2 separate regions of the Homo sapiens genome follow, and region 1 is linked to region 2. A link is an interaction called in ENCODE POLR2A ChIA-PET data of the cell type or tissue named here. Cell type or tissue: PC-3. All regions are shown on one strand. Links, peaks and the distances in the headings refer to the core of each region. The heading gives the core; the rest is flanking DNA.

Region 1 (16,867 bases), core at 7,000-10,999, 670 kb before region 2:
GGAGTCCCAGAGGTTCTGGATGCATGTGAAAGGGGTACAGACTGAAGATGAATGGCTACCCATCTAGAAAGAGGGAAACAGGCATCCCTGGCTCCCTTCTCTTCCTAGCAGATACCTGAGGCACATGAGGGAGAGAGGAAAAAGTCCTCTTTCTGTCTTCTGTTCTTGCATTCCCAAGTTCCGGCGACCTTGGCAGGTGCCACCGTAAGTAGCAAAGCAGCTTGCACCCATGAAGCAGGGGGCCTAGAGAACAGGAATTATCCGCTCTCACCTATGTCTCTTTCCCACCTACTGTCAATAGCCTTGGAGTTCCCTAGACCTCATTTATGCCATGGATATTAACGTGGCCTTTATCCATGAAACAGGAAGCTTGGGGTTGGCTTAATCGAAAGGAATCAGCCACACTTACCTGCACCGTGCCTTTCAACTTCCATTATCGTCTGCCTCTGTATCCCTCAGATCCAGTTTTCCCTCCTAGGGCTTTGACTCGAAGCTTGGAATTGAGTCTGGTACAAAAATGTGTCTCAGGGGGCATTGCATGGACTCCTTAACATAAGCCAAATGCTAACGTGAAACTGTGGAATTGAGTTTTCTCTCCAAGGGAAAGAAGAGGAAGTCTTGGGATGCACTCAGATAACTGGTGGCTATAGTTATGCTTGCTAAGATTTGGGTGCATGGTGCTTGGCCTTGGTTAGTTCCCTTGGTCTTAGTTTTCCAAAGGGAAACCTCTGAGTGATGGGCACCCTATTTATTCCAATCACCTGGTAGGATTTGCAGGGTAATTGTTCTCAGAACTAGAATATTGATCCACATTTCTACATTACCCATCCCTCTTGTTCTTTCTGAACTGAAGCCAGGAATTGCTGGTTGGTTCACAGGAGCAAGCAGGGCAAGTCTAAAATGTAGGCAAAACCTTAAAAACAACGACTGAGTTTAGAATTTAATGACAAATGTATAAGTTTTGAAACATGATTACTTTCTTTCTCCAGTCCTCATTTTTAAAAAAAATCATCATAGGACTAAATGGAAAGTACAACAAGAATAATTATGTCTACATAGGCCTTTCGGATTGGCTTTGATGACAGTTTATTCCACAAGGAATTTCAGATAAGACCGTTGAAAGCCGAGCCCAGCCATGGGTTTGCATCCTCAAATACCTGTGAGTTGGGTAATCCTTTCATCTTAAAGTCCCAAAATAAACTTGGGGCTCTTGGACCTGTTAGAAAGTGACATTCTTTACTGACCACCAGTCAGGAACCCTGTATAGGGACTGTGTAGGCAAGGGTATGAGGCCAGTTTTCCCACTGGGCTTTTATTGGCTCTGCAAGTCGGGATTGACTCCTTAAAGGGAAGCATACCCTTCCAGTCAAAGCCTTGGTAAAATAACCACTTTGTCCAATTGTGTTCTGTTGGAAAAGAAAACTGGATTCTTTTTTCTTTTTCAATTATACTTTAAGTTTTAGGGTACATGTGCACAACGTGCAGGTTAGTTACATATGTATACATGTGCCATGTTGGTGTGCTGAACCCAGTAACTCGTCATTTAACATTAGGTATATCTCCAAATGCTATCCCTCCCCCATCTACCCACCCCACAACAAGCCCCGGTGTGTGATGTTCCCCTTCCTGTGTCCATGTGTTCTCATTGTTCAATTCCTACCTATGAGTGAGAACATGTGGTGTTTGGTTTTTTTGTCCTTGTGATAGTTTGCTGAGAATGATGGTTTCCAGCTTCATCCATGTCCCTATAGAGGACATGAATTCATCATCATTTTTTATGGCCGCATAGTATTCCATGGTGTATATGTGCCATATTTTCTTAATCCAGTCTATCATTGTTGGACATTTGGGTTGGTTCCAAGTCTTTGCTATTGTGAATAGTGCTGCAATAAACATACATGTGCATGTGTCTTTATAGCAGCATGATTTATAATCCTTTGGGTATATACCCAGTAATGGGATGGCTGGGTCAAATGGTATTTCTAGTTCTAGATCCCTGAGGAATCACCACACTGACTTCCACAATGGTTGAACTAGTTTACAGTCCCACCAGTAGTGCAAAAGTGTTCCTATTTCTCCACATCCTCTCCAGCACCTGTTGTTTCCTGACTTTTTAATGATCGCCATTCTAACGAAAACTGGATTCTTATTGCACTAATGCAAACAACTATATTGCCATAAGAATACTCATCGTTTCCAAATTCTAGAGGAACCAGGCAGAGAGAAACAAACATGCTCCAAATCTTGATTACAGGAGTGTATACCTTACTTAATTATTAAAGGCTGTAAATAGTTCAAAAGTTTCATTGACTCTGAAAAAGAAGGATCAGCAATATTCCAAGCAAAAGTCAAAAAGGTTGCTTCAGCTTCCTGAGTTCAGTCTATTTAATTAACTGTTGTTTTTCTTGATATTCGTAAACATTTCAGCTCTTCACAAGTCCTGCTCATTTTCCTTTATTAAAATGTTACAGTATCCAAAGTTATCGGAAGTCTGTATTTGAGAGCACCTGTTAAAATCTTATAGCCAATTATAAACCATCTTTTGAAAAGGATTAAAACAAGACAATAATTATCTGTGAATAGCAAAATGTCCAGGGTAGTCACAGTCAAAAACACAATTGACAACAAAGTTTGGTTATCTCCGTGGTTTACGATAACTTAACAACCTTAATTATGATTGATAGCATACACTTATACATTAAAATTTTAGAAATCCCATACAATTTTGGGACATATGTTAGCATTATTCACAAAAATATAACCTAAAGAAGATTGAGCATAATTTTGGCAATCCCATGTACCTAAACTTGTGAAATAATCCTGCTTACCTCTCTTTTCCGGACACTTCAGTGGCTCTCCGAAGTATTTGAAAAGCCAGGTGCCAGGGAAGACAATTTTGAAACTGAAGTTTGATTTGGGGAATGCTGTTAAATGTTCAAGATTTAAAACACTTGATATTACGAAATAGAAATCCAGATTACCATAAATTATTTATTTTGCCAAAATGATGACTCAGAAATTTTAAAGAAGCAAAAGCCTTTGATAACCCTTTACAAATTTTGCCAAAGAGAAGATTAGTACCTTAGAAAAACCTTGTTATGCTTTTATTTTGAAGCTCAATTTATATTGAGAAAAAACATGTAATACTTTTTTTAATTTAGTCAATATGCTCACACTGAGAACCTCTTCTGCAAGATTAATTTCCAAAATTTTTCCACCACTTCTTTGAAACTTCAGCTTTTTCCTAATTTAACTCAATATAATCCTTTAACCCTAGGCCAAAGTTTACATTTCCATGTCTTCTTATAACCTTTTACAAAACACATACACACACACACACACACACACACACACACACACGATTTTACTGTTCTTATACACCTTGCATGTAAATCTGTTTTCAGTAGTCTCAATTACATGTTATAATGGTAACTCCTAGCAATTGTTAACTTTAAGGTAAAACTTGGTACATTAGCTTTAATTATGTGCTAACTACAGTCAAGGTTTGCCTTCTTAGTTAAGGGCATGGTTAGTTCCATATATCCCCAGGCCTTACCAATTGTGAAGCAGGCAAGACAGACAGTTCTCAAAACCCAAAAAGCAGTTCGTAACCTCAAAACACTTAGCAAACCTTGCATCCGGCCTGCATTTTACCAATAGTCCTTGGGGCTGTTTTTATTTCTCAAAGATTACAGTCACAGAACTGGAAGGTACCATAGCTTTTATTTCTTAAAATTATTAGATCCAGGCACTTGTCTTTCTTTACGCCAAAGTAATTAGAGCTCTTCTTTTTTTTTTTTTTTTGAGACAGTCTTTCTCTGTTGCTGAGGCTGAAGTGCAGTGGCGTGATCTCAGCTCACTGCAACCTCTGCCTCCCGGGTTCAAGCAATTCTCCTGCCTCAGCCTCCAGAGTAGATGGGATTACAGGTGCACGCCACCATGCCCAGCTAATTTTTTGTATTTTTAGTAGAGACGGGGTTTCACCATGCTGGCCAGGGAGCTCTTTTTACAGACATCATACGTAGAGCACACACAGACAAGCAGAAGAAAAGTCAGTCGCTGGATGGGGCCCTTTAAGAGATAGGGCCACATGCAGATATCAAACCAGAAAGAACCATTCCCTAAGGCAGGGTTGCTAAACAAAACCAAAAAAACTTTAAAGGTTAATTTGTTGATGGGGTAGAGTAGGGGAAAGAAAAGAAACAGTTTAAAAATATCTGGGGAAGAACCTCTTATTCTTAGGCAAGTGGTTCCTCCGCTGGGGAGAAAAGTTTAATTACTGTCCCGTGGAGTTGAAACCGTTTGGCTGGGGAAGGGGAAAGCTGCTGCAGCATGGCTGGGAACCAGCCTGCTGGCTGTGTGGGACCCTTGGGCACCGCGTCCCAGCCCCAGCATGGAGGTGGGAGGGGCTGAGAGCTGTTGCTCCTTGGTTCTTCCTGAGAAAGGAAGGAAAAGGCCATGAAAAGGCCCCCAACCCCCAGGAGTGGAGAGGGATGGGGGTTCAAACCCCAGAAGCGACAAGGAGTGGGGGTGCAGTTTCTTGTAAGTTCAGACGTCTGAGGTTGAAAAGGCTTAGAAATCACAGTGAGAGGTTTTGAGTTCCCATTTCACTCACCACTTCTGGAGCCCCTCATTTGCGGCAAAAACGTTGCATAACTTTTCCTTAGTTCAGGTAAAAATGTGGGGGCTCTTGTCTGTCCAACAGCCATGAAAATTTAGGCTCACAGACAGTTTAAAGGGTGAGTAAAGCAGGGTTTTATTGGGTGAAAAGGGCCGGGGGGCGGGTGGGGAAAGGACACGGATCCTCCACACGGCCAGAGTACCCTGCTAGAGCACTTCCCACCTGGCTATTTGAATCTCAGGTTCCGCACAGGAAGAGGAGGGGCTGGGCTCCTCCGCATTGCAAAGGGTGCAAACTTTCTGAGGTTCCAGTCCAGTGGGCAGGCTGGTTAGAGTTCCTCTAGGGGCCCCCTCCCACCTGGCTGTCTCACTTACAACTTCCCTGTTCTGTATGATGTTGTCTATGAGTTTGTCATACATGACTTGTATTATTTTGAGGTATGTTCTTCTGATGCCTAGTTTCTTGAGGGTCTTTATTATGACAGGATGTTGAATTTTACTGGAAGCTTTTTCTGTGTCTATTGAAATGATCATATGGTTTTAGTTTTTAATCCTGTTTATGTGGTGAATAACATTCATTGATTTTTATATGTTGAACCAACCTTTCATCCCAGGATTAAAGGCTACTTGATTGTGCTGAATTAACTTTGTGATGTGCTGCTTGATTTGGTTTACAAGTATTTTGTAGAGGATTTTTGCATCTATGTTCATCAAGAATATTTGCTTGTAGGTTTCTTTTGTTGTTATTGTGTCTTTGCCACCTTTTGGTATCAGTATGATGCTGACTTTGTAGAATGATAGGGAGGAATACCTCCTCCTCGATTTTTTGAAATAGTTTCAGTAGAGCTGGTACCAACTCTTTGTATATCTTGTAGAATTTGGAGGAAATCCATCTGGTCCAAGGTTTTTTCTTTTCCTTTTTCTTTCCTTCTTTCTTTCTTTTTTTTTTTTTTTTTAGTTGGTATGTTTTTTAAATTACTGATTCAATTTTGGAACTCAATACTGGTCTGTTTAAATTTCTTCCTAATTCAAACTTGAGAAGTTGTGTGTTTTCAGGAATTTATCAATTTCCTCTAGATTGTCTAGCTTCTCTGCATAGAGATGTTTATAATAGTATCTGAGTATCCTTTATATTTCTGTAGGATCAGTTGTAATGTGACCTGTGCCTTTTCTGATTGTGCTTATTTGGATTTTCTCTCTTTCTTTGTTAATATAATTAACATTCTATCAATCTTGTCTATCCTTCCAAACAACTAACTTTTTGGTTTCATTGATTCTTCGTATGAATTTTTGGTCTAAATTCCATTTAGTTCTGCTCTCATTTTGGTTATTTATTTTCTTCTGCTAAGTTTGGTTTTTATTAGTTCTTGTTTTTACTAGTTCTACGTGTGATGTTAGATTGTTATTTTGAGATCTTTTTAATTTGTTGATGTAGACATTTAGCAATATAAAATTTCCTCTTAACACTGCTTTTGCTGCATCCCAGAGATTTTAGTATGTTATATCTCTGTTTTTATTTATTTCAAAGACTGTTTTGATTTCAGCCTTAATTTCATTTTTTACCTGAAAGCCATTTAGGATCAAGTTACTTAATTTCTGTCATTGTGTGATTTTCAGAGATCTTCTTGGTAATGATTTCTATTTTTATTCACCTTTGGTCTCAGAGTATGGTTGATGTAATTTTGAATTTTTAAAAACTTAACTGAGACTTGTTTTATGGTCAAGCATGTGGTTGATCTTTGAGTTTGTTTCATGTGCAGATGAGAATAATATATATTCTGTGTTTGATGAGTGGAGGTGTTTGTTAGGTCCAACTGGTTAAGTGTCAAATTTAACTCCAAAATTTGTTTGTTAATTTTCTGCCTTGAGGACCTGTCTAATGCTGTCAGTGGTGTGTTGAAGTCCCCCATTATTATTGGGTAGCTTTCCACATCTTTTCATATGTATAGAAATACTTGTTACATGACTGTGGTGCCCCAAAGTTGGGTGCATATATATTTAAGGTAGTTAAGTCTTTCTGTTGAATTGAACCCTTTATCATTATATAATGACCTATTTTGTCCTTTTTTACTGTTACTGGTTTAAAGTATATTTTATCTGATATAAGAATAGTAATCCCTGCTCATTTTTGTTTATCGTTTGAGTGATAAATTTTTCTCTAACCCTTTTCTTTGAGCCTGTGGATGTTGTTACATGTGATATGGATCTCTTGAAGATAGGAGATGTATGGGTCTTGTGTTTTTATCCAACTTGCCACTTGGTGCCTTTTAAGTGGGGTGTTTAGGCTGTTTTCATTAAAGGCTAATATTGATACATGAGGTTTTATTTCTATCATGAAGTTGTTACCTGATTGCTTTGTAATTTAGTTTCTATTGTGTAGTTGCTTCATAGCTATGTATTTAAGTGTGTTTGGAGGGTAGCTGGTATTGTTCTTTATTTCCATGTTTAGAACTCCCTTAAGAATCTCTTATAAGGTGGGTCTAGTAGTAACAAATTCCCTTAGTGCTTTCTTGTCCAGAAAAGATTTTTTTTTCTTCTTCAATTATGAAGCTTAGGTTAGCAGAATATAAAAATCTTGGCTGGAATTTCTTTTCTTTAGGAATGCTGAATGTAGTCCCAAATCTCTCCTGGCTTGTAAGGTTTTTGCTGAAAAGTGTACTGTTAGCCTTGCAGGGCTCCCTTTGCATGTGATATGACCCTTTTCTCTAGCTGTCTTTAAGATTTTTGTCTTAGCGTTGACCTTTGACAGTTTAGTTTAGTGGCCCTATGCCTTGGTGATGTTCCTTTTGTATAGTGTCTCACAGATGTTCTCTAGATTTCTTATATCTGGATATCTACCTCTCTAGCAAGATGAGAGAAATTTTCTTGAATTATTACCTTAAATACATGTAACAGGTTGTTTAGTTTTTTTTCTCCTTCTCTCTCAGAAATGCCAACAATTTATAGGTTTAGTCACTTTACATAATCCCATATTTATAGAAGACTGTTTATTTTTTAATTCATTTTAAAATTTTTGTCTGAGTAGGTTAGTTCAAAGACTGCTCTTTGAGCTCTGAAATTCCTTCTTTTGCTTGTTCTCATCTATTAATAAATCATTTAGTTTTACGTTCACATTCCTTAAGTGAGTTCTTTAATTCCAGAACCTCTGATTGATTTCTTTTTAATACGTTTATTTCTTTTTTCATTTCCTGGATTGCTTTAGATGTTCCTTTGTGTTGCTTTTCAAACTTGTCTTGGATCTTGTTGAGCCACCTTGCAATCCATGCTTTTAATTTATTTATTTTTTTAACTTTTAGGCTCAGAAGTACATATTCAGGTTTGTTGTACAGGTAAGTTGCATGTCATGGGGGTTTGGTGTACAGATTATTTTGTCACCCAGGTAATAAGCATAGTGTCTGATAGTTTTTTAGTCTTCACCCTCCTCACACCCTTTACCCTCAGGTAGGCCTCAGTGTCTGTTGTTCCCTTCTTTGTGTCCACAGGTACTCAATGTTTAGCTCCCACTTAGAAGTGAAAACATGCAGTATTTGGTTTTCTGTTTCTGTGTTAGTTCACTTAGGATAGTGACCTCCAGTTCCAACCACGTTGCTGCAAAGGACATTATTTTATTCTTTTTTATGGCTGCATAGCAGTCCATGGTATATATGTACCACATTTTCTTTATCTAGTCTATTGTTGATGGACATTTAGGTTGAGTCCATATGTTTGCTACTGTGAATAGTACAGTGATGACCATACATGTGCATTCTATCTTTATGATAGAATGATTTATATTCCTTTGGGTATGTACTCATTAATGAGATTGCTGAGTTGAATAGTAATTCTGTTTTAAGTTCTTTGAGGAATTGCCACACTGCTTTCCACAATTGCTAAGACTAATTTACATTCCCACCAGTAGGTATACGCATTCCCTTTCTTTACCCCTTTTCATTTCTGAGTTTCCACTTTGGTCGGGGACCATTGCTGGAGAGCTAGTTATATTCTTTAGTGCTGTCACTGCATTCAGATTTTTTTATGGTGCCATAATTCTTATACTGGTTCCTTCACATCTAGACACACTGGATTTTTTTTTTTTTTTTTTTGAGATGGAGTCTCACTGTGTCACCCAGGCTAGAGAGCAGTGGTGCTATCATGGCTCATTGCAACATCCACCTCCTGGGTTCAAGTGATTCTCCTGCCTCAGCCTCCTTAGTAGCTGGGATTACAGGCACCCACCATCACACCCAGTTAATTTTTGTATTTTTAATAGAGGTGGGGTTTCACCATGTTGGCCAGGCTGGTCTTGAACTCTTGACCTCAAGTGATTCACCTGCCTTGGCCTCCTAAACTGCTGGGATTACAAGCGCAAGCCACCACACCCGGCTGCATTTCTTATTTCTATAATTATTTTCATGTTGATAGAATCCATGTTTCTTTCTTTCTTTCTCTCTTTCTTTCTTTCTTTTTTCTTTCTTTCTTTCTTCTTTCTTTCCTATTTCTTTTCTTACATTATTAGGGTATTTTGGGGTTTTTTCCCTCTTCCTTAGGCAGTGTTACTATGGAATGTTGGGTAAGGTCTTTTAGCCCTATTAACTTTTGTTGGTAGGTTTTACATTGGGCCATGTGGTTTGACCCACAAGCCAGTAGATGGCACTTACAGGTAAGAGCTGGCTGCAGCCAATGCAACTGGTTATGTACTTGACCCTTGTTCACTAGGAGAAGCTCTTGTTGCCTCAGGCAATGAGCTAATACATGGAGTACACAATGGTTTGATCTCCCCACTCAGCTCTAGTGTGGGACAGGATGGGTGGAGCTGGACCGGTTAGGCCCAACTACAGGTCCCCAGTGACAAGCATCAGCACCAGCACCAAAGAAGAATGCAGTGGGCAGCCACCATGTGCCCAGAGGTGAGTCTAAAAATGGAATTGGAAAACCTTCCTACCCCCAAGTTCTCAGCATGGGGAATGGGGGTAGCCTAAACTCCTAATCCAGGAGAGTGGATACTCCAGGTGCACGGAGATCTGCCTGGGCATGAAGTGGAGAAGGTCCCACTGCACCACAGTCTCTTCACAGCAAGGGAATGGTGGCTCAGGCTATTAATCCAAACAAGCAGGTGCTCCAGATGTTTGGGGATCTGCCTGGTGATTGGGCAGAGAGGGCCCTGCTTCACCATGGTCTCTGCACAGGAGGACTGGGATGACTTAGGCTACTAGTTCAGGAGAGTGAGTGCTCCAAAAGCTTGGACATCTGCCTAGGCATGAAGCAGAGAGGGCCTCCTCTGCACCCAGATCTCTGCACAGGAAGGGCGTGACAACTGAGGTTGCCAATCCAGGTGAGCAGGTGCTCAGAATACCTGGAGATTTGCCAGGACATGCAGTGAGCATTTAAAGAGTTTAAATTTTAAAAGTTTTTAGAAAAAAAATCCACATAGAATACAACCAAGAGACACAAAGAAATGTTCAGTTATTGGACATTTTTTCTATTATTTTTTTCAGTATTTCTCATTATTATTTTTTGTTGTTGTGTATAGCATCTCTTTACTTTATAAAAGTGATCTTCAGCTTACAGACAAATGGTGGGCCATTCATGTAATATCAACATACCTATACATGACATCTACTACCAAAGACTGATAGTGGTTTTGGGGGTACAATTTGAATTAAGCAAGGCCTCTGATAAAAATAATAGTAAATGTTTATTATTTTAAAGCCGATTAATTTCAATAAGAAAAAACAAAAGTCCAGACATGGTGGTTAATTCCTATAATCCCAGCACTTTGAGAGGGTAAGGCAAGAGGATCACTTGAAGTCAAGAGTTAGAGACCAGACTAGACAACAAAGCAAGACCATGTCTCTAAAAAAACAAAACAAAACAAAAAAATTAGTTGAGTGTGTTGGTGTGTGCCAGCTATTCAGGGGGCTGAGGCAAGAGAATTACTTGAGCTCAGGAGTTCAAGCCTGCAGTGGGCTATGATGGCGCCACTGCACTCCAGCTTGGGTAACAGTGCAAGACCCTGACTCTAAAAGATAGAGAGAGAGATAAAGATAGACAGAAAGATAAAGATAGAGAGAGAGAGAGAGAACATACATTTACTTGTTGGAAGTCATTTTATTTTATCAAGTATCTATACATGTAACTTGATGTCTTTCAACCAAAGTAGACAGGACAGCAATTGTACTGGGCATAAATTCAAGTACACCAGATTTTCCAACAGAATGCAGTCAGCTATTTATTCACTTTTATCTTGTCTATGTGGAGCACTCTGTGTGATATCTGTATTTCTTACTGATCTCAGCAATTTTTTCTGAGGCAAGGATAAAAATATATTCTTTATATGTTCAAAACATCTAGCACAGAGATTTGCACACTGCAGGCCCTTAGTAAATGTGTACTGAGTGAGTAAAGGGCAGAGTTGACTTTCTAAGTTTCTCCAGCTTAGTAGTAGTAGAAGTAGTAACAGCAGTTGCAGTAGCAGCAGTAGCAGTGGCAGTAGTAGTAGTAGTAATAGTAGTAGTAGTATATTTAAGATCTGGGAAAGGAAGTGGGGAGGGAGAGAAATCAGCCTACCTACATCACCCAGAGTCCTATATAATAAAATGCAGAAAATTAGACCTCTAATGAGAGCTTTTGTTCAGGGATAATGTTATAAATGATAGATACAGATATGTCAACTATCTGTATGATAGATATGTTCGACTATTTGTCGATGTTCACAAAAAAGTTTTTTATGTGAATGTGAACCCTTGTAAATTTGAGGGATTCCTAAGTCTGCAAAATCTATCCTGAAGTTTTATTTTTAGTAAATAATGATGTGCAATAAAACAGAAGATATCTATACACATGCCAGCTGTGATTTTTTTATTGTGCTTGGTTTGGTACATATTATAATAAAGAACAGTATATGTGTGTGAAGATAAAGTGATATATGTAACTGGATAAATTAGAACAAGGGAAATACTTTAAAGACAAGGGCGGGAAATGATGGTGGTTTCGTAAGTATGTAAACATAGAAGTCAAGTCTTATGCAAATATTTTAAAGTGTATTGGATCATTAGTCATGGTGAGCCAATAACATATGACATAACAGATGTGCTTCCAGTAGATGCTAGAAAAAAATCTGTAACTTTGTAGAACCACATCCTCCATAGTTATTGGTTAATTATATCCATGCCTATTGATGGAAATCACAGACTCCCACCCAGAGTTTCAATTATGGTAATTGGTTCAATTTATAGACAAGGTGAATTCACTGTATGTGTGTGTACCCTCAACACTCACAAGGATATGTACATATTATTTATTAATTTGAGATCAAACCTCTATATGTTATATTAGAAATTTATCAAATTTGTAGTGAATTTTGAAAATATAAAATTACCTTTGTATTAATTTTTAAAATTTTTTTTCTGGGCTTTGCCTTTCCTTTTCTTTTTGTTCTTCTAAAATACTTTTAAATTATTCTCAGAATCTTTGTATTATAAGGTTTAGCAAGAAGGATGAGAGTCAGGCATAGAAACCTGAATAATATTACCATTCATATTTGTAAATATACCTACCAAACTCTAACAATAATCCTGTATACAGCAACCATGTGTTTTAAAAAATTGAAAATAATTATTATCTTATCTTGATTTTTGATTTGATATACCAGTCATATGTATATAATACTCTAACCACTTATACTTCATTTTTACATGTTGCCTTTTTTAAGGTGTGAAGTTAACAATGCCGGTACATTTTACATCATAGGCACACAAAAATCTCCTTGATCTGGAATTGAAGTAAGTTGAGATGGAAATGATTGAACAGGCTGCTAATGATTAGAGAATGTGCTCACTGCCTCAAGTGTTTCATAACTGTCTCTTTTGGCATCTGCACCAAAGGCGATGTCATTTGAAACAGCTTTATAGAAATGCCACTTCCCTCCACAAACCTTTACTAGTCAGTTTCATGTCATTATATATTCAAAAAAGACTTGTTATGAAAAACAGTCTGAGGCCATATGAGTACTAGTCATGGTTAGAGTGTTTTACTAAGTCATCTTTTTATAATTCCAACTTTAGCTAAAATCTAGCTGTAACTTTAGGATGGCAATAGCGTTATCTGCAACAAAAGATATGTTTGTCTTTTATGAGAAGCAAATTTTATACTCACCATGATACTTTGTATCATTAACTTATGGAAAGTTCATGGATAACTTCATAATCTTTATGTGTATCTATTACACATATAGATATATGAGAAAGAATTGGAGAGATAGTAAGTTAAAAATGTTATGTCAGCATATTGATACCCTTTGGACTGCTGCAGAGTCAAACTTTTAATGTGAAGAATTTAATATAATGATTAACTGTTGCTAGAAGCGTTAAATGCCAGAGAGTCTCACAGGATCTACAAAGGCGAGAGGTCCAGAAGATAAATGTGGTCTCAATGAACTAGAATAACTATTACAAGCACCAATAACTATAGGAAATAGTTCTAAAGGTAGGAAGAGTGTATGGTACCTAATATATTTTATTTTAAGGGACCCTAATATTCTCACCTCTACAAAAAGCAGCTTTTCTATCATGCTTAAAGTCTAATATTTGATTTACCACTTTAAGTTAAGGTAGTGATATGAAGTCAACTGTAATGTATAAAACAAATCAAATTGAGGATAGTAGTGCAAAAGCCCATCGTACTTGAACTTATTTGTAGATGGTTCGCTCCAACTCCTGCTTTCATCCCAACTGCCCAATGGATATCTTTGCTAAGCCATAGGGTTAGAGAACTGCATGTGATATTGTTTCCAAACGACTATGTAATTATATCTATGTGTTTGATATCAAGAGTTATGGTCTTTACTACCCTACTACCGATGTGATAGCTATACTGAGAAATCTTTTGGAAATGGGAAACAATAAAGAAACGTTTGATGAATACTCAGAGAGATATGAAGAGTGAAAAAAGGCCAAAATTTGAACATAAGGACATCTGTTTAACATGAGGCTTTGACTGAAGACTAGAATGTCTGGGGAACAGCTTGTTACATGTGCTTACTGAGCAGGACAGAAATGCTGCCATTCCCTCCAGGATCAGTCCCTTCTATAAGGCACAATATATCCTGCATTTTTATGAAGTAAAAGAAAGAAACAACAATTAACATTTATCAAGTGCTTACTATGTGCCTAAAATTGTACCAGGTGCTTTACTTAAATTATCTCATTTAGAGTTTGTGACAATAGGGATGCTGCTTCTGTCTCCTTTTTGGAGACAATAAAATTAAGAATGAAATAAGAGATTCTATTTAGGGTTTCCTTAAAAAATTTAGATCCATTCTTCATGACTTGGAGATCCAAGACAATTGTTTTGCTTCTAATAATTCTTATTAGTATTTTCAGCTACTATAGGGACATATTTGTTGATATGCTTCTGATTTATTTCTATTTAATCTTAGAGAATTTTAAAGAAAAGCATCTTTTGTTGTTAATTTTTTTTTTTTTTTTTTTTTTTTTGCTTTTTCTCTCTTCATCTTAGGAGAAAACTGGATTTAAACACCAATAGATTGATTTTTGGTTAAATCTTCTAGTCTGTGAGTTTGAATTATATTGTTAGCAAAATCTCACACCTCTTTTTTCCAAGTACTTCCCCAAACCTAAAGTAACGAAAGATAACCAAAAATCTGTCTAAATATAAGAATGCATCTTTGTAGTTTGGTCCAAAGATACAACATATTTTATCTTGATTCATTTTGAAATAAAATGCCCAAGTTTCTAGACTCAATTTACTTACTTAGTTGTGGCCAGGTTACTTAACTCCTTTGAGCATTAGTTTTATCAAGTGGCTTAATTTCTGATAATAGTCCTTATTTTTCTGAAGAAATGGGGCTTGATTTAAAAATGTCTTTTAAAATGTCTTAGGCTGGGCACGGTGGCTCACACTTGTAATCCCAGCACTTTGGGAGGTCGAGGCGGGTAGATCACCTGAGGTCAGGAGTTTCAGACCAGCCTGGTCAACACGGTGAAACCCCGTCTCTACTTAAAAATACAAAAATTAGCCGGGTGTGGTGGCGGGCACCTGTAATCCCAGCTACTCAGGAGGCCGAGGCAGGAGAATCACTTGAACCCGGGAGGCTGAGGTTGCAGTGAGCTGAGATTGTGCCACTGCACTCCAGCCTGGGGAACAGAGGTGACTTTGTCTCAATAAAATAAAAATAAAAATAAAAATAAATACAATGTCTTAAAGTTACTTTCAGCATTAAAAGCTATAATTTTATAATTTCACAGAGCTAACATTAAAAAATGGACATAAGCCGATTCTAGTAAAAGTTGATTTTAAAACATTACTCTCACCTTATTACTCTCCCATATTCTCTTGCACTGTTCTTTTGGTACTTTTAATCATCTGTGCTATGAAGGAAAAGATACACGAAGTCTGGAATCCAGATTTGAGCTCTTACACTCATTTAGGGTGAAGCATGGAGACGTAATATCAATGAATGTAGACTTCCATAACTATAAAACATGAATAATAATGCCTACTTCCCAGGAGAGTTTGAAAGTAAAGTGAAGTGAGCACGAGATATTACTTTATAAACTGTAAACTGCAGAGTAAATATAAGGTCTTATTACCCCACTTGAAATTATAACTTGACCTATCAACATTTAATTTCCACTTCCCCTGGTATGGGTAATATTAAAATGCAGATTGTCTCTCACCAGGAGCAGCTTGGGGGCAGGAGATTATTTTGAGGTGAGCTCACTTATCCAGGAATTGCATAGGCATTGTCCCTGTGCAGTGGCCATGAGAAGATCACTCAAAGCCATAGAAACATACTATTCTTCAAGTTTCTTTAAAATTCATCAAGTTTAAACTTGGTGATTGTGAAACTGATGTTCTCAAGCCTGCTTGCTCCTTGCATTGAATACTAGAAAATTAAATGCATAGCCACTCTTCCTTAGGACAAAGTTATCTTATCTATATACAGTTTTAAAGTGTGGGGATCCAGTACTCATCCACTGATCTTTGCTGCTAAGAACCCAGAGTAAGCTGGCTCTGAAGAGGACAGTACCTTAAATACTTTTATAATTATGTTTTGCATTCTTCCCCCAATCCGACTCCTATAACTAGATACAGAAACTACTCAGTCCTTCAATTATGAGTACTATATAAGTAAATTAAAGGAATCAACATGCATTCTAGAAAAAAGTACAAACAAAAAGCAGTAAAGGAGAAAAGGAATAAAGAAAAAGTGAAATAATGCAAATACCAGAAATCTGTTTTTTCACAGTAGATGAAAATCATGGTCAAATGGCTGGCTATATGTTATCCTATATGAATCAAGAACAAAATAAAAATATAGATGACAAACTATGGAATTTGGGATTATATACTTACAGAACTTTGGGTATTATTCAATCTAGTCTTAATATTTTTAACTTGAGTTTCAGTAGGTGGATCTTGGGGGATGGGATGAAAAGAAGAAATTAAGACCGTCTTCAAAACAAGAAAAAAAGAAGCAGCACAAGGAGAAAAGACACTGTTGGGGAAAAATTAATATGAGAAATGGATGTAAAAATGAGAAGAGTTAATCAAAAAGTCTAAAAAGAGCTCTAAAGAAAACAAATGAAGTAGAAGACAAGCAAAAAAAGAGTCAATATATGAAAAATCTACATTTTCATATAAAATTTTAGTAGATTTTAGATTTTAGTGTGCTAAAGAAGCAAACTAATAAGAGAAATAAATGGTAAAGGTTTACACCTCAAAAAAATTTACCCCAAATTGAAGAAGCTTAAGCAACATAGTTTTAAAAAGCTACATTACAGCCCAGATAAAACTCACAAGAAATAGCAACACAAAGACATATCACAAGAAAATTACAATACTTGAAAGATCAGTAAAGTATTTGAGTAGCAGCCAGACCAAAAATCAAATGCCTTATAACAGGGGAAAAAAATCGTTTTGCTTGTGGCTTCTCCACAGAAACCTTCAACTCATATAAATGCTGTGGAATGAAACCTACAAAATGTTCAAGGAAAGAGTGACCTAAGAATTTTATATTCAGCCTATCCCTCATTATATATACAGGCAACACATAAATATTTTTGAACATGCAGAACTCCAGTATATTTTTCCCATAAACTCTCTTTAGTATCCTACTAGAAGACAAGTATCAGCCAACCAAGAGAAAATTGAATAAATTATAATAAAATAACTGGTGGTGAGTATTGATCATATTTAGCTTGGGACTAAGATTTGAAATATGCAAAAACTAAAGCCTGCAACATAA
Region 2 (16,867 bases), core at 7,828-11,827:
TCAGAAAATCTGTGAATCCATTCATGACCTATAAGCCTCCCTTGTTTCAAGTTGTTCCACCTTCCTGGACCAAACCAATGCACACCTTACATGTATTGATTGATGTCTTATGTCTCCCTAAAACTATAAAACCAAATGAAACCAAGCTGTAACCTCACCACTTTGGTCACATGTTCTCAGAACCTCCTGGGGCTGTGTCACAGGTCACAGTCCTCACATTTGGTTCAGAATACATCTCTTCAAATATTTTACAGAGTTTCACTTTTTCCATCAATGGTGGGGATTGGTGCACTTAATCCACCCACTGTTCATGAGTCAACTGTATTTCTTATACTTTTCTAGCTAATGTGAATCATTCTTTGTGATTTATCCTTGGCTTATTTATTATATACTATATTTCATTGACTCAGAATGCCAATTGTAAGACACAATTGTTTTATGCCGTAGGAAAGAAAAATGTTGTAAATCAAGCTATAACACATTCTTTTATTTATCACTTAGAATTTTTGTTTTCTACCTATTGAAAGAGCTCTGATGGTATTGATACAGACAGGAGATGGAAATTCTGGGGAGAAGAGGGCAGTTCCCGGCAAAGGCTCCACCCTCAAGCCTGAAGACCTGTGGCCCTAAATGAGGACTGGCATTCTTGTTTTCATGCCAAAAAGTTGCCTTTTGGTCCACCATGCCCCCTTTCCTGCATCCATATAAACCCCAAACGCTAAGCTCCAGAAGCAGACCAGCAAGCCAGCCGACCAGCAGATGGACAGCAGAACAATGAGGCAGAGAAAGGGAGAAGAGGAGGAACATCTGAACACTGAGAGGATTTCAGCTAGGGGTGGTCAGAGAGGAATCCGGCCGCTGGGCAGCCCAACTCCAGGAGAGGGTCACCTTCCCACTCCATCCACCCATTCTGGCTCCCCGTCCATCCTGCTGAAAGCCACCTCCACCATTCAATAAAACCTCACATTCATCCTTCGAGTCTGTGTGTGACCCGATTTTTCTGGGACACTGGACAAGAGCACAGGATACAGAAAACTGTCACACTGGCCCTCTGCTCTTGCAAAAAGGCAGAGGGACCATTGAGCTGGTTAACGCTCAAGCCACCTGTGGACAGCAAAGCTGAAAGAGCTTTGTAACACTGGGGTTGCAGGCACCCACCCCTAGACACTACCACGGAGCTGGAGCCGAAATCCTGGCCAGGCCTCTGCACCTGCCAGTCTGCATGCTCTCCCTAGGGGTTTGAGCTGCTGGGCGACTGAACAGGCGAGCCACACCCCTCTCGCACGTCCTGCTAGGAGAATCAGGGAACTCTCCCGTTTCAGTATTATTTAGACACTAGTTTTTAATTATATATATTACTCTTGCCATACAAATCAACAATATTAGTAAACTATGTTGATTAACAATTCCTAGAATTTCTCACAATTCTGAATATGACTCTTCCACATTGCTTTTCAGTTGACAGTCACCAAGGTCTACGCTTCTCCACACATTTTTCTTTGTCCAATTAAGGGCCAACCTATAACTAAAGACCATGGGTGCTGGGCTCTTAAGTCAATTTTACAATGATTTCGAGAGATTCTACCTTAGAATTTCATTTGGAACTTGCTCAACCAGCTTGATCCATGCCCTTCTCATCTCCACCCACAACATTTGTATCTTATAGATTAAAAGAGTGTCCTTAATTTTCCTCCAACATTCTGAAACTTAATTTTGCAAGTTTCGATGCTGGAGCTTTTGTTGTTTTTTTTTTTTTTTTAACAAAATGATAACTATATTATGATTGCTGCCAGGCAAAGTAAGGGTTCGTCAGCATAACTTGCGTCTCAGTTATAGAGAAGGTAAAATATGAGAAAGAAAAAGGCAGACCTTAGCATTGCTGAAATATGGTAGTTATAAAAACAATTTGCTTAAACATCATAAGCATGGGGAAAAAATTCTTTAGCGTAATAAGTAGATTGTTGAGTTACATGGTCTCCTCAATTACTATGTGTTCTGTGATATTTCTTCCTCTCTTCCCCTGCCTTCTCCCCTTTTTGCCTTACTTCTTTCCTATACTTATTTACTGAGGGTCTGTCACGACCAGACATTTCTTTTTTCTTTTTTTTTTCTTTTTTTTCTGAGACAGAGTCTCGCTCTGTCTCCCAGGCTGGAGTCCAGTGGCATGATCTTGGCTCACTGCAAGCTCCGCCTCCCGGGTTGACACCATTCTCCTGCCTCAGCCTCCCCAGTAGCTGGGACCACAGGCGCCCGCCACCACGCCCGGCTAATTTTTTGTATTTTTAGTAGAGACGGGGTTTCACCGTGTTAGCCAGGATGGTCTCGATCTCCTGAGCTCGTGATCCGCCCACTTCGGCCTCCTAAAGTTCTGGGATTACAGGCTTGAGCCACCGCGCCCAGCCATGAACCAGATATTTCTAAGTATAGGTGCATGGAGGTCATTAGAAAATAAAATAACGATCACAACTTTATTCAGCTGAATTTTAGTCTTAAAGAGAAGTATTTTTGTCTTTGGCTCTGTTTATATGCTGGATTACATTTATTGATTTGCGTATATTGAACCAGCCTTGCATCCCAGGGATGAAGCCCACTTGATCATGGTGGATAAGCTTTTTGATGTGCTGCTGGATTCGGTTTGCCAGTATTTTATTGAGGATTTTTGCATCAATGTTCATCAAGGATATTGGTCTAAAATTCTCTTTTTTGGTTGTGTCTCTGCCCGGCTTTGGTGTCAGAATGATGCTGGCCTCATAAAATGAGTTAGGGAGGATTCCCTCTTTTTCTATTGATTGGAATAGTTTCAGAAGGAATGGTACCAGTTCCTCCTTGTACCTCTGGTAGAATTCGGCTGTGAATCCATCTGGTCCTGGACTCTTTTTGGTTGGTAAACTATTGATTATTGCCACAATTTCAGAGCCTGTTATTGGTCTATTCAGAGATTCAACTTCTTCCTGGTTTAGTCTTGGGAGAGTGTATGTGTCGAGGAATGTATCCATTTCTTCTAGATTTTCTAGTTTATTTGCGTAGAGGTGTTTGTAGTATTCTCTGATGGTAGTTTGTATTTCTGTGGGATCGGTGGTGATATCCCCTTTATCATTTTTTATTGTGTCTATTTGATTCTTCTCTCTTTTTTTCTTTATTAGTCTTGCTAGCGGTCTATCAATTTTGTTGATGCTTTCAAAAAACCAGCTCCTGGATTCATTGATTTTTTGAAGGGTTTTTTGTGTCTCTATTTCCTTCAGTTCTGCTCTGATTTTAGTTATTTCTTGCCTTCTGCTAGCTTTTGAATGTGTTTGTTCTTGCTTTTCTAGTTCTTTTAATTGTGATGTTAGGGTGTCAATTTTGGATCTTTCCTGCTTTCTCTTGTGGGCATTTAGTGCTATAAATTTCCCTCTACACACTGCTTTGAATGCGTCCCAGAGATTCTGGTATGTGGTGTCTTTGTTCTCGTTGGTTTCAAAGAACATCTTTATTTCTGCCTTCATTTCGTTATGTACCCAGTAGTCATTCAGGAGCAGGTTGTTCAGTTTCCATGTAGTTGAGCGGCTTTGAGTGAGATTCTTAATCCTGAGTTCTAGTTTGATTGCACTGTGGTCTGAGAGACAGTTTGTTATAATTTCTGTTCTTTTACATTTGCTGAGGAGAGCTTTACTTCCAACTATGTGGTCAATTTTGGAATAGGTGTGGTGTGGTGCTGAAAAAAATGTATATTCTGTTGATTTGGGGTGGAGAGTTCTGTAGATGTCTATTAGGTCTGCTTGGTGCAGAGCTGAGTTCAATTCCTGGGTATCCTTGTTGACTTTCTGTCTCATTGATCTGTCTAATGTTGACAGTGGGGTGTTAAAGTCTCCCATTATTAATGTGTGGGAGTCTAAGTCTCTTTGTAGGTCACTCAGGACTTGCTTTATGAATCTGGGTGCTCCTGTATTGGGTGCATAAATATTTAGGATAGTTAGCTCCTCTTGTTGAATTGATCCCTTTACCATTATGTAATGGCCTTCTTTGTCTCTTTTGATCTTTGTTGGTTTAAAGTCTGTTTTATCAGAGACTAGGATTGCAACCCCTGCCTTTTTTTGTTTTCCATTTGCTTGGTAGATCTTCCTCCATCCTTTTATTTTGAGCCTATGTGTGTCTCTGCACGTGAGATGGGTTTCCTGAATACAGCACACTGATGGGTCTTGACTCTTTATCCAACTTGCCAGTCTGTGTCTTTTAATTGCAGAATTTAGTCCATTTATATTTAAAGTTAATATTGTTATGTGTGAATTTGATCCTGTCATTATGATGTTAGCTGGTGATTTTGCTCATTAGTTGATGCAGTTTCTTCCTAGTCTCGATGGTCTTTACATTTTGGCATGATTTTGCAGCGGCTGGTACCGGTTGTTCCTTTCCATGTTTAGCGCTTCCTTCAGGAGCTCTTTTAGGGCAGGCCTGGTGGTGACAAAATCTCTCAGCGTTTGCTTGTCTATAAAGTATTTTATTTCTCCTTCACTTATGAAGCTTAGTTTGGCTGGATATGAAATTCTGGGTTGAAAATTCTTTTCTTTAAGAATGTTGAATATTGGCCCCCACTCTCTTCTGGCTTGTAGGGTTTCTGCCGAGAGATCCGCTGTTAGTCTGATGGGCTTTCCTTTGAGGGTAACCCGACCTTTCTCTCTGGCTGCCCTTAACATTTTTTCCTTCATTTCAACTTTGGTGAATCTGACAATTATGTGTCTTGGAGTTGCTCTTCTCGAGGAGTATCTTTGTGGCGTTCTCTGTATTTCCTGAATCTGAACGTTGGCCTGCCTTGCTAGATTGGGGAAGTTCTCCTGGATAATATCCTGCAGAGTGTTTTCCAACTTGGTTCCATTCTCCACATCACTTTCAGGTACACCAATCAGACGTAGATTTGGTCTTTTCACATAGTCCCATATTTCTTGGAGGCTTTGCTCATTTCTTTTTATTCTTTTTTCTCTAAACTTCCCTTCTCGCTTCATTTCATTCATTTCATCTTCCATTGCTGATACCCTTTCTTCCAGTTGATCGCATCGGCTCCTGAAGCTTCTGTAATCCAGCATATAAACAGAGCCAAAGACAAAAACCACATGATTATCTCAATAGATGCAGAAAAAGCCTTTGACAAAATTCAACAACCCTTCATGCTAAAATCTCTCAATAAATTAGGTATTGATGGGACGTATTTCAAAATAATAAGAGCTATCTATGACAAACCCATAGCCAATATCATACTGAATGGGCAAAAACTGGAAGCATTCCCTTTGAAAACTGGCACAAGACAGGGATGCCCTCTCTCACCGCTCCTATTCAACATAGTGTTGGAAGTTCTGGCCAGGGCAATCAGGCAGGAGAAGGAAATAAAGGGTATTCAATTAGGAAAAGAGGAAGTCAAATTGTCCCTGTTTGCAGACGACATGATTGTTTATCTAGAAAACCCCATCGTCTCAGCCCAAAATCTCCTTAAGCTGATAAGCAACTTCAGCAAAGTCTCAGGATACAAAATCAATGTACAAAAATCACAAGCATTCTTATACACCAACAACAGACAAACAGAGAGCCAAATCATGGGTGAACTCCCATTCACAATTGCTTCAAAGAGAATAAAATACCTAGGAATCCAACTTACAAGGGATGTGAAGGACCCTTCAAGGAGAACTACAAACCACTGCTCAAGGAAATAAAAGAGGACACAAACAAATGGAAGAACATTCCATGCTCATGGGTAGGAAGAATCAATATCGTGAAAATGGCCATACTGCCCAAGGTAATTTACAGATTCAATGCCATCCCCATCAAGCTACCAATGACTTTCTTCACAGAATTGGAAACAACTACTTTAAAGTTCATATGGAACCAAAAAAGAGCCCGCATCGCCAAGTCAATCCTAAGCCAAAAGAACAAAGCTGGAGGCATCACACTACCTGACTTCAAACTATACTACAAGGCTACAGTAACCAAAACAGCATGGTACTGGTACCAAAACAGAGATATAGATCAATGGAACAGAACAGAGCCCTCAGAAATAATGCCGCATATCTACAACTATCTGATCTTTGACAAACCTGAGAAAAACAAGCAATGGGGAAAGGATTCCCTATTTAATAAATGGTGCTGGGAAAACTGGCTAGCCATATGTAGAAAGCTGAAACTGTATCCCTTCCTTACACCTTATACAAAAATCAATTCAAGATGGATTAAAGATTTAAACATTAGACCTAAAACCATAAAAACCCTAGAAGAAAACCTAGGCATTACCATTCAGGACATAGGCGTGGGCAAGGACTTCATGTCCAAAACACCAAAAGCAATGGCAACAAAAGTCAAAATTGACAAATGGGTTCTAATTAAACTAAAGAGCTTCTGCACAGCAAAAGAAACTACCATCAGAGTGAACAGGCAACCTACAACATGGGAGAAAATTTTCGCAACCTACTCATCTGACAAAGGGCTAATATCCAGAATCTACAATGAACTCAAACAAATTTACAAGAAAAAAACAAACAACCCCATCAAAAAGTGGGCGAAAGACATGAACAGACACTTCTCAAAAGAAGACATTTATGCAGCCAAAAAACACATGAAGAAATGCTCATCATCACTGGCCATCAGAGAAATGCAAATCAAAACCACTATGAGATATCATCTCACACCAGTTAGAATGGCAATCATTAAAAAGTCAGGAAACAGCAGGTGCTGGAGAGGATGTGGAGAAATAGGAACACTTTTACACTGTTGGTGGGACTGTAAACTAGTTCAACCATTGTGGAAGTCAGTGTGGCGATTCCTCAGGGATCTAGAACTAGAAATACCATTTGACCCAGCCATCCCATTACTGGGTATATACCCAAATGACTATAAATCATGCTGCTATAAAGACACATGCACACGTATGTTTATTGCGGCACTATTCACAATAGCAAAGACTTGGAACCAAGCCAAATGTCCAACAATGATAGACTGGATTAAGAAAATGTGGCACATATACACCATGGAATACTATGCAGCCATAAAAAATGATGAGTTCATATCCTTTGTAGGGACATGGATGAAATTGGAAACCATCATTCTCAGTAAACTATCGCAAGAACAAAAAACCAAACACTGCATATTCTCACTCATAGGTGGGAATTGAACAATGAGATCACATGGACACAGGAAGGGGAATATCACACTCTGGGGACTGTGGTGGGGTCGGGGGAGGGGGGAGGGATAGCATTGGGAGATATACCTAATGCTAGATGACACATTAGTGGGTGCAGCGCACCAGCATGGCACATGTATACATATGTAACTAACCTGCCCAATGTGCACATGTACCCTAAAACTTAGAGTATAATAAAAAAAAAAAAAAAGAAAAAAAAAAAAAAGAAAATGGCTTACATGAATTTCTCCTTTTTATCTTTAAAAGCTTCCCCCTTTCCCCAACCCCTTTGGATGTGTCTATGGTTCACCATAGCATGCATATGTCCCAGATTGCAATCCCTTGCTATTCCTGAATAAACTACTTTTTGGGAAAAAAAAAAAAAAAAGAGAAGTATTTGGATAATTACAGGGAAAAACAAAGGCATTTTAGGTGAATGGGCTATTGCAAGTAAGTCAACAACGTTGAAATAAAAAATATTTTTTCATACTGTGGAATACAGACTCTTCAGAAAGTACTTTTCTGAGCTTCACATTCCTTATTTACATGAATAGATTGTGTGTGTGTTTATAGGTGTGCATTACACTTTAAAATCTAAATACAGGCTGAGCACGGTGGCTCACGCCCGTAATCCCAGCACTTTGGGAGGCTGAGGCAGGTGGATTACCTGAGGTCAGGAGTTCGAGACCAGCCTGGCCAACATGTGAAACCCTGTTTCTATTAAAAATACAAAGAAACAAACAAAAAAATTAGCCCGGTGCGGGTGTCCTGGTGCATGCCTGTAATCCCAGCTACTTGGGAGGCTGAGGCAGAAGAATCTCTTGAACCCAGGAGGCAGAGGATGCTGTGAGCCGAGATGGTGCGACTGCACTCCAGCCCGGGTGACAAAATGAGACTCCATCTCAAAAAAAAAAAAAAAGAAAAACAACAACAACAACGACACACACACACACACACACACACACACACACACACACACAAAACCTAAACGCAGATGAAGCTACCGTCTATAGAATATCATGTATTCTTCAAGGTGAACAAGAAAAACTGCCTAAAATGATGATCAGTGAAATGCAAAAAGGACACTAGCATGGAAAATGAAATTTAGATGAGGTTTATAAAATTATCTTGGTTATATTTCTCTAAGGTGTTGTTTGTAGCCTGGATGACCCTCTCATTCAGCACATGAGTTCTTGTTTAACCAAGTTGCTTTTGGAGTTACTTTACTGTCATTCAGGTGTGTTCTGAATTTTCTTTTTCCTCCTTAAATCCACAGAGAATATGAATATGTCATTCCAGAATTCAGAGTCATTTTGAACTTGAAGTATTGCTTTGGATTCTTCATATATGAAAAAAATCTATTATTTGGTACGTGAGATATTTTTTTCTTTTGCTTGAGATCACAGGCTAAAGAGCATATCATTTCTCAGCAATTTAAATTTAAATGAGTTAGTGTGCTAACTTTGATTTGCCTCTGTTCCTTCACAGCCACATATAGTAGTTTGCATTAATCAAATTAATAATAAAGGGATTAGAAATTGCTAGCTTCTAAGGGAGGAACATGTCAGTGGTATTAAAAGTTGCATTTGGAATGATTATCCTTGCATATTAATTATAAGCTGGCTGGGATGCAGAGGAATTTCAAGGAAATGATAGTCTAATCATGTGTTATTTTAATTTCAGAAAAGATCCTTTAAGAAACAAATTGCATTGCGACGTACTTTGTAATCAGCCCATGCATTAATTTAGATAGATGACCTCAAATCCTTTAAATCCACTATCACTGGCAATAATTAAAAGGACTCTATAAGGCCGTTTACTAAGTTTTGTACCAGGACACAATGGAAGATGGATTTGTTTACAAAATAGTAATTGAATACAATAGAAAGCTGATAGAAAGCTCATCTCATTAGTTGTAATGGCGATTGGATAATTTGTGCCGTCCACTACTTGGTTTGTGTGTAAGACTTGCATAAGAGAAGAAAAACAGGAGGAAAGGTAAGAAAGAAATTACCACTAACAGTTCTTCTCCACAATTGCCTAATTTCTTTTGGCATTCTAACGGATGTTACTTATGGCTCCATATAGCAGGTGATTTTTCCTTTGTTAAGCGTAGGCATAAAAGTAATAATGTGGCAAAAATTAGCAATTGTTAAATTTGTTGCTGTATTGTTCACTCAATGACTTTCAATCTAAAGAAGCAGATCCCTAAGCAAAAAGGGCCTTATTTTTAAGTTCCCTGCCCCTGGATGGGAACTGGGGCAGAATTCATAAGTTTCTAGCCCACTCATAGATAATAAACAGTTTTATAGTCACTTAAAATCACAAAACATGGACTCAACTCAATAAGGGTGTCTGAGCTATTAATCAACAATCCAATCTTCATTGTAAGGTGTGGCTTTTCTTTTTTTTATTTCTTATAACTAAGGCTTGGAGACAGAAGTGAGATCTGACTGCTCTTTTTCTCCATTCCCTCCCAGTGCTTGCTTTGCATCTGCAGCTTTGATTCTCTCAACTTGAAGCATAAGGAAGGAGAAGGGAAAATAGTGGGAGGTACGAAGATTCTTGTTTGATGATGCCCTCTAAATCTCTGATCGGTGAGGATCTTTAAAGCTCTTTCATTAAATTATTTAATTTTTTTCTCCCAACATAGCATGCCAGGTTATATAGTCAAAATAGACTAGGATACAAAGAAAGCAAGTAACTAAACTGAATTGAAAATTGAAAGAGGTGATGTCACCTAAATGTCACACTGTCAATCTTAGCTGTACTGAGCCACCTGTGTCCACATTATTTAACTGCTGTAGACAAGGATAAGTAAGATGTACTCATATACATTGAGTGCCTGCTGTGTAGGAGGTAACTGTTGAGACAGGATAGTTCCCTTGACACCCTTTGTGGGTGGGAACTTGGATGGCTTGTTTTACTCAGCCTGCCACTTGCCACTCCTTGAGAGAGGGAGCATGCAATTGCACAGCAAGTGTGGGAACCAGAGGGAATGTATGCAGGAATCTGCTGGTCGCTCCTCTCTGGTGGGAGCAGGCTCTGTGTGAGCCCTGCAGCAGTGGCCAAGCCCCCACCCTCTTGGCACCTGAGTTCTTGTTCATCCAGGAAGAATCAGGTCATGTGAATGGAATGAAGGGTAGGGTATGCAGAGGAATTTATTGGGCAATGGTTGTGGCTCTCAGTGGAATGGGGAGTTGGAAAGGGGATGGTGTGGGAAGAAGGTGATCTTTCCCTGAAGCCTCACTGTCTGAAGGTAGCCATGTCTATCCATAGTCTCTGATGCTCAGTTGCTGCTTCTCTGCTCACCACTCTGCAGCTTGTATCCCCGATGCTCAGCAGCTTGTATCCCTGCCTGTAAGCTGCTTGTATTACTCTGCTAGCTGAAGTCTTTTTATGGGCACAGGCTAGGGGTGTGGCAGGCCAAAAAAGCAACATTTGGGTGGAAAAATGAGGTCAGCTATTTTCACGTAGGGCTGCAGTTCCAGGATTAAGGGTAGTGTTTAGCCAGGAGTCCAACCATTCTGTATCACTGTGATCTTTAGCCTATGATAAATTTTGACATTGCAATCTACCCTGCTGACAGAAGCACAGATTTGACTTTAGCTAAAATGAGAAATGCTTCATATATGTGGAGATAATTTCCAGGAGTGACTAGAAACAGCTAGGCCAGTATTTGCATAAAGATTAATCTATTAGACCAAATACCACCAGCAAGTAAGCAGCTCTCAGAAACTGCTTTCCCAAGATGGGAAAAGATACTGCTTATGACTGTCATTAAAAAACAAACAAACAAACAGACAACAATTTTTTTTGTTTACTGTCTCTAATTTGGAACATTATCCTTTCTGTTGAATTGGGTTTCTCTGCTATGCAGTAATCTAATCTGTACTTAATAGTGGGTCCCACAGTCATTTCCGTTTTTTATAATTTTAACAGTGTGTATTAGTCTCTTCTCATGCTGCTCATGAAGACATACCTGAGACTGGGTGATTTATAAAGGAAATAGGCTGAACGGGCTTCCAGTTCCACATGGCTGGGGAGGCCTCACAATCATGGCGGAAGGCAAAGGAGAAGCAAAGGCATGTCTTACATGGCAGCAGGCAAGAGAGCTTGCACAGGGGAACTCCCATCTATAAAACCATCAGATCTCGTGAGGCTCATTTACTACCATGGAAGAGTATGGGGAAAACTGCCCTCATGATTCAATTATCTCCACCTGGCCCTGCCCTTGACACATTGAGGATTAATTGTTACAATTCAAGGTGAGATTTGGGTAGCAACACAGTCGAACTATATAATAAGGTTTTGCTCTGTTGCCCAGGTTGGAGTACATTGGTGTGATCATAGTTCACTGCAGCCTCAAAATCCTAGGCTCAAGTGATGCTCCTGCCTCAGCCTTCTGAGTTGCTGGGATTGCAGATGTACACCATGATACCTGTTTTTTGTTTGTTTTTTTTTTTGGGGTAGATACAGTGTCTAGCTGTGTTTCTCAGGCTGGTCTTCAACACCTGGCATCAAGAAATCCTGCCACCTCGGCCTCCCAAAATACTGGGATTGCAGGTATGAGCCACCATGCCCAGCCCCCATTTTCTCTTTAATGTGTGCATTTTATCCTTTAAAGAGCAACAAGCTCTGATACAATTAATATTGCTGCCATCCTACAGATCATGTAATTGAGGCTCAGGGGTTTAGGTATTATGCTCAAGGCCTCACTTCTAATAAGTTGTAGATCCATAGTATTCATTTAGAAGTCCAATCAGAGTCTGCTTATTTCTAAAGGTCATGGTATTTCTATTAAATCATTAAGTTCATCTGTCCCTCAAGAATGCCCTGTGCCCTTTGGGAACATAAGAACAAAGTACGCCTGTCTCCCCTCTCATCGTTGTTACTGTTGCTTCATCCAGGATATGGTGGACAGTCAGAATCCGAAAGCTTGCAGCAAAATGGGTGAGGATGTATGCATCTGTAAGTATGTTTAATAACTACTTCCCAAGTACATGTCATTTAAATAGACAATCCATATTATTTCCACCTCCTTTCCCCGAACCTTGTTGCTGAGCAGTTTTATAGGTCTAGAGAATAAGTGCCTGAAATGTGAAAACGTAAGGAAAAGGTTAATGAAAGCAGTGAGAAAACTTTTTTGATTTCTTTTAGGGCTGTTGCCGGTGATCTTTTAGATTCGTGTCTCCATTTAGTGTCTGGACACCTGAGTGCTTGCTGATTTGTATGATTGTCCTAATGACCAATGACATGAATTACTGAAAACCTAATTAGGCCTTTTGAGCTTACAGTATTTTTTAAGAGACTCTGACATTTGGTGAGGAATGTGGTGTCAGCAGAATCCCTTGCCTGAATATAATTTCTAATTTGAGGAAAGGTATTGGCATGTAATTATGTGGGCACAAAGAAAGAGCAATTGTACGAACCTATCTTGAACGATGAACTTTTGGAACAATGAAAACGGGCAAATGTGGCCCAGCCCAGGCAAAACACATCACATGCCCGGTCTGTCAAGAGACTTGTGTGTGATTTGTATACTTAACAATGATCTCTAAATTGCTACCTGGCATTACTACAATAGATTTTTATTTATTGATACTAAAGTATATTCAATAGCATATTTCTATACGTTGAGGGTTTTGGGTCGTGAATGTTGGTCCCAGAAAGCTCAAGGAGGAAGGAAGCATTTTGATAGCACAAAAGACTTATCAGTGGAGTTTTAATAAAATGTCTCTGAATTTTTATGGAATGACTGTTCTTGATATTACCATAACCAATAAGTCAATCAGGAACTCAGCTGCCTGTGAAAAGGTGTACTAGTTAGTTATTGTTGCATGATAACAATGTAAAAGTGCAATGGCTTAAAAACGACAATTATTTATTATTGTGGCCCACATGTCTGTGGATTGTCTGAGAGACAGCTGGTACAGATTGGGCTTTAGTGACATTGGCTGGACTTGCTCATGTACCTGTGGATTGGCTAGGAGCTCTGCTCCAGGCTGGCCTTGAATGAGGCACCTTATGTGGTACAGATCTGCTCTCTGTGTCTCTCAACCTCCTCTTGGCATTAGCAGGGTTATTTGCTTCTGTTTTTCTCATGGCAGTGACAAATACAAAAGGGCAAGAGGAAACACAGTAGGCAGTTTCAGGCTGAGGCTCAGAACTAGTGGACTGTCACTTCCATATGATTTTCTTGGCCAAAGCAAATCATATGGCCCAATGTAGGATCAAGAGATGGGAAATGATGCTCTGGCACTTTTGTGGGAGGAGCTGCAAAGTCACATGGCAAAGGATATGGATATAAGTAAGGGTAAAGAATTAGGGCAACTAATGCAACAAATGGATCATCAAAGAAACAACAGGATGCTTTTTGCAAAAGCTTTTAACTTAAGGAGGCATCTTCTGGTACCTGCACAAACAGGGATGGAGGGAAAAGACTTACACTGTGGTAGCTTCCTCTAAGAAGCTGCTGCCTCCAAAGTCCAGAGAGCCATCCCTGCCCGCATGGGACTCACCTTAAAACTGAACACAAACTTCCCACTTTTGTAGAAGCCCTGGGAGGGAAACGGAGAGAAGAAAATTTTCTTCTCTAAGAAGAAAATGTGAACCAGGGATAAAACCAACTGTTTTGATTGGTGCTGATAGTTAGTCACATGCGTCATTACACAAAGACATCTTTCAGCAAATGCTCAGTTAATTGCTATTATAAATACATGTGGTTTAAATCTGGAAATTCAAGCTGATTTGGAGACCCAAATCATAACTGAACCGCTCCCCATACTCATCCAAGTTTCCAAACCTCAGCTGCTCCATTCTGGACTTTAATTTTTAAAATGGAATGCAAATTATTTTGGTAAAGCCCACTTGATTTTGCTCCCAACCACAGGATTTCCCCATTGGATCAAAAGCTTGGAAAAATCTTTTAAAGGAGAAACTGAGAAGCAGATTTCCCATTCACAACTTATACAAGCATTCATATGCGATATCCAATAATAAGAGTGAGGAATGATGAAGCTGAACCAACAAAAGCTGCCCCGCCCCTGCACTGGGTTTTCTTTGGTGCAATGCCAGGTACTACTGGGCAACGATGCTGAAGAGACCAATGTAAAGTTCACTCCATCAACGCTATAGAAACTTCATGAAATCAACTATATTCCTCAATCAATGTAAACGTTTGAAATGAACACTGATTACATACATTACTATTGTTATCAGGACAACAAAACATATAGTTAAGTGCTGTGGTGATAACTGTGAAGTACATATTTGATATTTTAATGAGTTTATTTTATTACATTCAAGAAAGGTTAAACTCAAATTAACAGAAAAGTAACAAAGCCACTACAGGCAATCTTTTAATGACATTTCTCTGTAAACAGATTCATCAGTTAGGAACATGGGGGCAGATGGATCTGTTGTTTATGTGGTGGTGTTTCCATTGTGACCAAAAACCCATCATCTTTTACACAGCTTGTATGCTGCTATTAGATTTAAACAAAAAGCTCTCTAAATTAAGAAATGTTATAAAAAGATTACTACTTTTTGTAGTAACTTAAAATATTTGTGGTAAATAAACCTACAAATATTTCAAATAGTCCTTCTTCTTGGAATCAGATTCAACAATAGGTTATGACTATTTGCTTTCAATTAAAGACTATTTTAAGGATATTCGTAGACAATTATAATCAAGCTAAGAAAAAGAAATTTAGTGATTACCAACAATGTAGAAGCCCAAAATTTCAGAGCAAACTTGGTTTTTAGAAAAGGTTTAGCATACAAGGAATGACTCTAATGCTTAGATATAAACCTTTTTGTAACAGAAATATTCCATTTCCTTAATAAGTCATTCCAGGGAGGGTTGTGAATCAGTTTTCAAGCAGTAACCCCATCTTATTTAACTAAAAAATGTGGCTTCCTTACTGATGAGAATTCAAAGAATTACACAGAGCTGTCCAAAACTGCTATCTCTGTGCAAGTGAGCCTCTCAGATGTTATGTGAATCAAGCCGTGAATTTAAACTGCTAATTGAAGCTAAAATTATTATGGCCTACCTGAGAAAGTAGAATCAAAAGAAAGATATTTTTGGGAGATCTTAAAATTTTATTTTGATTATTAACTCCAAAATAGTCCAAATTGAGTTGCTGACAGCATCCAAAAGTACTTTTTTCCCCCCCTGAGACAGGGTCTTGCTCAGTTGCCTAAGCTGGAGTGCAGTGGAGAGATCACTGCAGCGTCCACTTTCTGGGTTCAAGTGATCTACCCACTTCAGCCTCCCAAGTAGCTGGAACTACAGGCTTGTGCCACAACATCTGGCTAATTGTTTGTGTCTTTTGTAGAGATGGAGAGATTGGGTTTCACCATGTCGCCCAGGCTGGGCTCAAGCAGTCCTCCCACCTTGGCCTCCCAAAGTGTTGGAGATACAGGCATGAGCCACTGTGCCTAGCCCCAGATTTTTCTTTTTTTAATCAAATACTGTACTTTCTGGCGACTATAGCTTTTGCTCTCTGATAATATGTGGTCTTTCAAAGAATGTAAAAACATTATTTTGAGCCTCTGTGATATTAAGGCTCTTACTTGTTTCTTGGTAGCATAGAGATTATATGATTAGGTTTACTCAAACAAATTTTGTTGCAACTATTGGGTCTAATACACTATTGGACCTTTGACTTATGAATGCCTCCCATCAAAGCATCATGAATACTTCCACCTCTTAGCTGCTTTCTATTTTTGACAAATATTTTGTAGTCCTTCGATTTCTTTTCTGATAAGCAAATCCTGTGTTCTCTCTTCAAAAAAAAAAAAGGGATAAAATAGCCCATAGTGTGTGTGCCTCTGTGTGTGTGTGTGTGTGTGTGTGTGTGTGTGTTGTCTGCCTCTGTGTATTTGTGTGCATGCGCATGCATCTATATACCCAATTGAAGATCTTTTCTCTCATTCAGAGGCTTGATCATTACAGGGTAAAACCTTTCCCAGAGACAGACAATAAAAATGGATAAGACAAATAACTTGAGAATGAGATCTGCTTTTGGAGTCATGTGCCTAGGTATTAATTTTCCAGTGAATATTTGTGCATGTGAAAATCATTTATCAGGAAAAAATATGAGAAGCAGAATTAGGATAAAAAGAAATTTGATTAGAATGAGGATGAACAGGTGATGATAGAGTGCTAAGAAAAAAAATGAGCCCCAGTTTTCTGGCTTCATGTAAAAATACAGAGTATTTTTAAGAAGGTTTTAGTGAAGAAGCCTACATAAGAAATATATATTCAGTGTTTAACTGAAATATTTCCCACTGTGAAAGTATAATGTTTATACAGCCAAATATACTGCACTGACTTTTCAAATAGTAGTTAGTTCCATTTAATTCCTTAGATATAAGATTAAAATGCAGCTAACATTTACACCGTCATTTATTATTTTCAAAGCAGTTTTAATGTCTTATTTTAATCATATTACCTTGAATATCAATGGCACTAGTTACTAGAAAAACAAATAGGTTATTTAATGCTAATATATCTTTTTGTTAGTCTCTCCAAGTGTAGACGGATGTATATTCTTATAATGGGATGATAAACAATATAATGAATCGAGCCTGAACTTCAGCAACTTGAGCATGGGTCCTGGCTCAACCACTCTGTATCTGGAATTGTGACAAAGTTATATGCATTGAGTCTTCATCTTTAAAATAGGCATCACACCTCTCCTATCAGAGAAATTCAAT

Evidence for each region. Peaks named below come from ENCODE experiments on the same cell type or tissue, not always from the same donor. Only the 100,000 strongest peaks of a DNase experiment are listed, where the experiment ranks them.
Region 1: POLR2A ChIA-PET joins it to region 2 with 5 read pairs; 1 of 35 experiments calls an interaction of 5 or more read pairs at or near these places.

What each region holds. Positions count from the first base shown.
Region 1 is chr3:106,244,110-106,260,976 of GRCh38, reverse strand. No RefSeq gene overlaps it. Among named protein-coding and RNA genes, the nearest start is that of CBLB, 380 kb to the right of the region's middle. RefSeq lists an enhancer at 3,918-4,277 and a silencer at 9,251-9,310. In PC-3, for the core only: a CTCF peak has its summit at 9,243 (motif pointing right); a DNase peak (open chromatin) is centred at 9,296.
Region 2 is chr3:105,577,823-105,594,689 of GRCh38, reverse strand. No RefSeq gene overlaps it. Among named protein-coding and RNA genes, the nearest start is that of ALCAM, 220 kb to the right of the region's middle. In PC-3, for the core only: no CTCF peak of the experiment used is centred there; a DNase peak (open chromatin) is centred at 10,179.